Linked DNA regions of Homo sapiens: region 1 is linked to region 2. A link is a contact called in ENCODE Hi-C or POLR2A ChIA-PET data. All regions are on one chromosome and are shown on one strand. Each heading gives the region's core, a stretch centred on a gene start or an enhancer-like site at or near the end of the contact. The rest is flanking DNA. Distances are from core to core; before and after follow the strand shown.

What was found. A loop is a pair of places that touch in the nucleus more often than their neighbours do. ChIA-PET counts read pairs that join two places held with the same protein, here RNA polymerase II (POLR2A). Pooled maps may share reads with other maps.
Region 1: a loop to region 2 is called in a pooled map, with 7 times the contacts of the local background. The contact joins two enhancer-like sites. A Hi-C loop is called at or near these places in 4 of 37 single-sample maps with no recorded cell type and 5 of 50 pooled maps. POLR2A ChIA-PET finds 5 or more read pairs at or near these places in 1 of 52 experiments (A549).

Annotation. Positions count from the first base shown.
Region 1 is chr2:39,376,256-39,379,680 of GRCh38, reverse strand. MAP4K3 (mitogen-activated protein kinase kinase kinase kinase 3) reads left to right here. Exons shown (of 34, transcript NM_003618.4): 2 at 1,558-1,615. Among named protein-coding and RNA genes, the nearest start is that of MAP4K3, 59 kb to the left of the region's middle. Within about 2 kb of position 1,985, at least 3 of the 41 ENCODE cell types and tissues checked have a DNase peak (open chromatin) inside an H3K27ac peak, as active enhancers do.
Region 2 is chr2:39,264,252-39,267,893 of GRCh38, reverse strand. MAP4K3 (mitogen-activated protein kinase kinase kinase kinase 3) reads left to right here. Exons shown (of 34, transcript NM_003618.4): 27 at 647-705; 28 at 2,588-2,691. Among named protein-coding and RNA genes, the nearest start is that of CDKL4, 22 kb to the right of the region's middle. Within about 2 kb of position 1,698, at least 3 of the 41 ENCODE cell types and tissues checked have a DNase peak (open chromatin) inside an H3K27ac peak, as active enhancers do.

The DNA.
Region 1 (3,425 bases), core at 736-3,235, 110 kb before region 2:
ATCCTACCAGAGAAAAGATATCAAAGTGTGAGGAGAGGCAAGTAGTTGTGATGGTGCTTGAAAAGCTTTATGACTATTACACCTGAATGTTTTTCAGATACACTCTGCCTCCTTTACAGAATGCTCCCAGAATGATATTCTGGTTTTATTTCTATTTCATCATTTATATATGTTTTCTTCCTAGAGAAAGGAACTAGTATCCAGCACTGTCTATTTGAAACATCTATCCCATTTTATGGAAATTAAGTTTAATTTGAAATAAGTCTTCAAATCTCTTTTGTACTGCCTTGAGTGTTTATTAGTTATGGGGATTTTGTTTGAAGGAACAATTTTTAAATGAATTTTCCCTGCAAATTTTATTAATTTCTATGAGATCTCTTAATATCTTTGTTCTTCTTAGAGTTAAATGGTTAAATTTTATATTTTCAGCAATGACGGTGCCTCATATCTTAGATCTTTGGCTGGTATTTTTAGTGCCCTAGTATTCTTAGAAGAATTCCACTGTTAATGGTGTTACCATCTCTTGCCAGGTGATTCACTGATTTTCACCAATCCATTAATAAGAGAGTGTTGCAACTAGGAATAAATCTGGTCACATGAATGGATCTTTCTGTGATCAGGGAATGGCATGTATTGTTCTTCATTGGTGGTATGAATATTATTTGTAGTTAACAGTTTAAAATATCAAATTGAAAGTTCTGATCCAATTATAAAATATCTTAAATTGACAAAGACTTACTGCCATTTTAATATAGTTTCTGCTTATTTATATGTGTATTATATATAATATATATTGTTATATGTACACATAAATACACATAATATAATTATGTGTACTTATATACATAATTATACAGTTGTAAATGCCAGGAATCTATAATTTGATTTTTTAAAGTGATTTTTAATATGTGGCTTACAAAAATAGGTTTTGCATTGAACTACATGTATTTGACTGTACCATCAGGTGTGTTTAAAAGGATGCAGGGGGCCTGTTTTCATAATTATATACACAATTGTGTTAGCCTTTCATATCCTAAAGCTTTTAAATGAAAAAATATAAGGCTAGTTAATTAGTTCAACTAGCCTTTGAATGAATAGCAATACAGTGTAATACTTAAAGGCTCAGACTGTGGAGTTAGACTGCCTAGGTTTGAATCCCAGCACTGTCGACTCACTGGCTGTATGACCTTGTTAAGTTCTTTTGAGTTCTATGTCCTTTAGTTTCCTCACTTGCAAAATGAGAATAATATCAGTACCTATTTTATAAGGTTGTTGTGAGGATTAAATGAATTAATATTAAAACATTTAGAATAGTGCCTGGCACATCCGTACTAACATCTAAGTGTATATTAGCTATTAGTTTTGCCAATATTAAATTTATACATAAATGTTGAAATTTATTGTGAAGGAAAAACTATTTGTTTTGTAAATATAAATTACATTTGCATTTCTTTTAAAATATTTTTATATAACTGAAAACAGTAAGCTAAAGTGAAATTTTATACACTTTTTATGAAAGCTTTCTTCACAATAATCCTTTTTTCCTCTTTCTTTTAGGCACGGAATGTTAACACTGGTGAATTAGCAGCAATTAAAGTAATAAAATTGGAACCAGGTAAATTGTTTGAAATTCATTTTTTCTTACTGCTAGAAAGCCATGGGATATCTTAAGGCTTATTTTAATGATGTTTGGTTAACATTCTCTTGTTTTCCCCAACATCTGGGATAAATAGAGCTGCTTGTATGCCCTTTCCTCCACTTCTTCAAGTTCTGCATACAACACACCTTGCTCAGTTCTTCCCTGAAAAGTAACTGATAATTGGGGGAGGAAGGGGAACTCCTCCTGAAAAGACTTTGTTCTTTCTGAACTCAGTTGAGCTAACTTGTGACAAGCTGATAGTGGTTTATTTCCAGGCTGACGTCTTGTGGTGTCAGTGTGATGTAGTGGAAAAAACAGAACTGAAATTTAGGTAGTTGTAGTTCAGTTTGTCTCCCACTCCCTTGCTCTGTGAACTTGGGCAAATAGCTTCATGTCTCTGAGTCTCAGTTTTTCTCAGGAGATCTAGCTTCCACATTCTGTATTTCATTGCTATCCCAGCAGTTGTCTACCAAATTGAGCAGCTTATTGTAAAGCCCCTTAAGGCTACTCCTTATTTTTTGTCTGCTTCAACTATGTTCTTTGAATTCCTCCTACTTCCCTCAAAACCCACATTTTTCTTAGCTAATTACTCACTCTTTGTTTATTCTCTCTTAGAAACCCCTTCCCACTCTTTCTCCTTCCCACCATAAGCAAGTCTATAATTGTGCTAGTGTCTAGACCGAGTACCACAGCAGTTAGTGCCTTTCTGATGACTTCTTCCTTTACAAGCTGATAATAAGAGTTTATTGGTGAAACAAGTTTTAGCTCCAGTATGAACAGAAATCCATTCAGAGACTTTGCAAGAGTGGAAAAACTTTTTCTGTTTAAAAAAAAAAAAAAGGCCAAATAGCCAATACTTTAGACTTTGTAGGTCATGTATGGTCTCTATATTCAGTTCTCCCTCTTTCCCTATAGTTTGCTCACCCCTTATTTAGAGCATCAATAAACTTTTTAGAAGTGATATTAAAATGAAAATTTAAGGATGTGCTGATTGACTGTGATCAAACCACACATAAATAAAATGAATTAAAAAAATTTTCCAGTTATACATATTTACAGATTTTATGTAGTCGTTATATTCTAAACATCGCAAGACAAGATGTTTATCTTTTTTCTGAATCTCCTACTCTTCAATTCATAAGAAATTTAAGAAGGATATTTGAAGTTGTTGAAATATTAGCTACAAAAAGAAATTTGGCATTTAAAGCAGGGCCTTCATTTTTAATCATTAAGCAGTGACTGTGTTACTTAATGAAATGGTTCTAATGAGAAGTATTTTGTGTATACATCATTCCCTCAAGAAACCTTCTCTTTCAGGAAGCCTTGCTTGACCCTGGGTCTAATTAAGATGACTCCTGAGTGATTAGCTCTGCTGTAGCACTGACCATAGCTATATTGTCATTCTAGACTTGCCTTTCTTTGTTTCTAAGTTTTAATCAAATTTGTGCCCCCAGCACTGAGCTTAGGGCCTGGCACATAGTACTCATTCTGTACATCTTAAAATTTCCTTAAAAAATTAAAAACTTGAAAAAGCTTACTGTTCAAGTCAATTATTTTCTGTTCATGAAATGTTCAAGTTGTTGCACTGTCAGTCTTGGACACTGCCATGTGTATATTGATCAATGTAATAAAAGTAGAATATACAACTATACAAAAGGAAAAAAATAAAAATCATTCATATTCTGCCACCCAGAGAAAACAAAGGTTAATCACCATAAATATGTTTCCTCTATTACAGCTACCCATTTCCCCCCGCCACCAGTTATTTTGATCCCTCAATCATAAA
Region 2 (3,642 bases), core at 449-2,948:
CTAAGGTTGAATCAGTGGGGGCAAAAAAGCCAATTAAAATGTAACAGCATTTTCCTGTATGATTTGTTGTTTTTGTATTTCTTAAATCCCAAGGTCATATATTTCTATAGACTTCTATAGTTTGTTTTCATATTTAAACCCTTAACCCATTTGGAACTGATTGGGGGCCATGAGAAGGGGATCCAATTTATTTAATTTTTTTTTTTTTTTTTTTGGAGACCGAGTTTTGCTCTTCTGTTGTTGCCCAGGCTGGAGTGCAATGGTGTGCTCTCGGCTCACCACATCCTCCACCTCCTGGGTTCAAGCGATTCTCCTGCCTCAGCCTCCTGAGTAGCTGGGATTACAGGCATACACCACCATGCCTGGCTAATTTTTTTGTATTTTTAGTAGAGACGGGGTTTTATTATGTTGGCCAGGCTGGTCTCGAAGTCTTGACCTTGTGATCCGCCCACCTCGGCCTCCCAAAGTGCTGGGATTACAGGCAACGTGCCATGGCACCCGGCCTTTTTATTCTAATTTTAATAGATGAGCTAGTATGTCAGCACCAGTTTTGAACTCATCCTTTGTGCACTGATCTATAACAGTAGCTTTTTCATATACTAAGTTTGCCTACATATATTACGTACTCACTTTTATTTACATTTAGGAAATTTTCTGTATCAGCAAAAATCCCTGAAACCAAATGGTGCCAGAAGTGTTGTGTTGGTAAGTAAACTGTCCAATAGCATATAGCTCTCTGAGACTCCTCCTAAAATCTGGCATAAAACAGTACTACCCCAGGGCATTCTGCCAGCAATACTTTATTTTTCCTGCTTAAGTAGAACAAATTTCTTGGCTGTTTCATCTCTGTGTAGACTAAGCCTAATACATAGTACCTTGCAAATAATTTATTTGCAAATAAATGTTTATTAGCAAATAAATTATTTGCTAAACAAATAATTTATTGCCTAGGTAAATGGAGAAAGTTGTATGACTTTTTTTTTTTTACCACATTTTATCACACCCTGTTTTCCAAGGGTCCTGTTACGTACCATTCACCATTCTGCTTAGCAATGGCTTGTGAGATGGCATTTATTCCTTCAGCATGTATTTTTATGTTCACCTTCCTCTCACCTAAATTCCTCCCCCACCCCAATAACAATTAGTTGTTCTATTTGCATGTAGCCAGAGCAAAAAATGATTTCTTTCCCTTAAGTTACTATTATTATAAAAGGGACGATAAACACATGAGTCATTATACCACAAGTATAGTGTGGAAAGGACTCTAAACATAGGCTCACTGAAGAAGGTGGCATTTGGGCCAGGCCTCAAAATAAGGCAGATTCAGATTTGAACTGAATAGATGGAGAGTCATTTCAAACAGAAGAAATGACATAACATGTGGAGGCAAAAAAAAAATCATAAAGGTTACATAATAAATGCTGACTATTCGCTTAGCTGGATACAGATGATAGAAAGGAGAGTGGCAGATGAGTGTGAGCCATTGGCCTTGTGTGAGCATGTACTTATTACTGTGCAACAAGTAAGGAAGGAAGTCTTGTGCTAGAGCAGTAGCAGTGCAAATAGCAGGGAAGGAGTATCTGGGTGTGAAGGGAAAAGATGTCAGAGATGACTGAGGCCTCAAACCCAAAAGACTGGCAGAAGGGCAAGTGTTAACAGGAAGCGAGAACAGCTGGTTTAGAGCAAAAGAGGATGACAAGGTTGGGTTTAGACATGGTGGTTGAGTCTCTGTTAGAACTGCAGCAAATTTACTTGACTCTACCTGAGGACAAAGGGGCAGGTTTTTAGGAAAAGTTAATTATAGGAAAGAATTTCCTATATAGACTTCTCTGTTTTCTTTGGCGGGACAGTTTTGCTGTTCTCCTCCTCTGCCATTTAAATATTTCAAATCTATTTGAAGTGTGTGAACTTTACTGCTGTTCCCCTTTTCACAGTTCAGTTTTTTTATCTTTATTCCAAATATATTTACTTCACATATATTTACTTTACTTCTTCTGGTTTATAACCAGAAGAAAATTTCAAAATCTGAGGTAATTCAATTTTATTATTTGTAAACCAGTATTTTAAGGTTCGATTAATATCTGTGATGTTTTCTAGTGACCATAAGAATTGAATCAAAAGGGGGAAGATAGACAAGTGTTTTATTTTCAGAAACAAAACATTATTGCCTCTGAACATTACCACCAAAAGCACCTTGTGAACCACCCGAATGTGTTGTATCTTAGGAGTCTGACAACTTCTTCCCAAATTTACTTTGACCCTTTTATCAGAATGTTGCCACCTCAGGTAATTTTCCTACCATCATAAGACGAAAAGTCCTTCCTCTTACCCCACAGCCTCATTATAACCAGCAGTTTCATTTGTGCATACAAATAAAAATCCTGCAAGTTAAGAGGGCATTTCCTGCTATTACCTGAAACAGTATTTTTTTCACCCAGCCCTCTAATTAAGAAACTGAACTGGCAACCAGCTTTTGATTTTGTTTTATGTTTAGTTTGTTTAGTTTTGTTTGTTTTTTTGAGCATGCAATTATTGTCATAATGACTTTGTTTTATAAGAGAACTCATTTATATTTTTGCTTTGACAGTAAGAAATCCTTACACGGGCCATAAATACCTATGTGGAGCACTTCAGACTAGCATTGTTCTATTAGAATGGGTTGAACCAATGCAGAAATTTATGTTAATTAAGGTAAGCATAAAAGTCAGACTATCTTATTCTTACTATAAAAGCTTGTCAACCTTACTGTTCTTTAAAGAAACATTTTTTTCAGTTAATTTTCAAGTTAATTTAGTGATTTTAGATAATGTGGCAGGGTTGTAAAAATCTGCCCAGTTGTAAGCAACTTAATTGGCCTAGTAAAAGTTTTATAAGAGACTAGAGAAATAATGCAAGGGTATGGCGGTGGGGAGCTGGAAATAGTGTCTCACATACAGAGCCTGATGGCAGAAACAGGAAGTACTAAAAGATCAGTGAAATATTTTGAATACACTCTCTGGTTGACCTCCATCACAGCTGAAAACAACATACAGGTTGCAGTTTGGCCTAGGAGAACTAGGGGTAACCATAATGACAGGGAAACAAGTTGTTTTTAGTTATATACCCACCCATTAATTTACCTAGGCCTTTCCACAGATTTTTTTTATAGAATCATTTAATTAATGAATAATTTTTAAAATATTTACTGTTACTCATCTGTAACTTACATTTAAGGAAAAACTAACTTTTAAAATGTGTGAAGTACAGGCTCAGTTAATTACATCAAGGAAATACCAAATGAATTTTAAAAGTCATTTTCCATGCTATTATATATGGACTGAGTGGTCTTATTTCATGTGCATTTGATCTCAGTAGAAATTAGAGTCGGAATATAGCTGGAGTGGGGTTCTTCCTAAATTTTATAGTATTAAGATGTTTAAAGTATTGACTCCCTGTTGTTTAAAATCCTGTAAGTGACTAAGAAATCTAGTTTTCGTTTTCATATCAGTTTTACCCTCGAGATTCACTAGGGCTAAACAGATGAAAATATAGTTTCAAGAATTTGAAACCTATTGAAGTATTAATTTCACAGGTAAATGCACTGAAACAAAAATTATTTAAACTGAAAGCTCAGGGGAAAATAGCCTTATAAGTTGTCTAAAG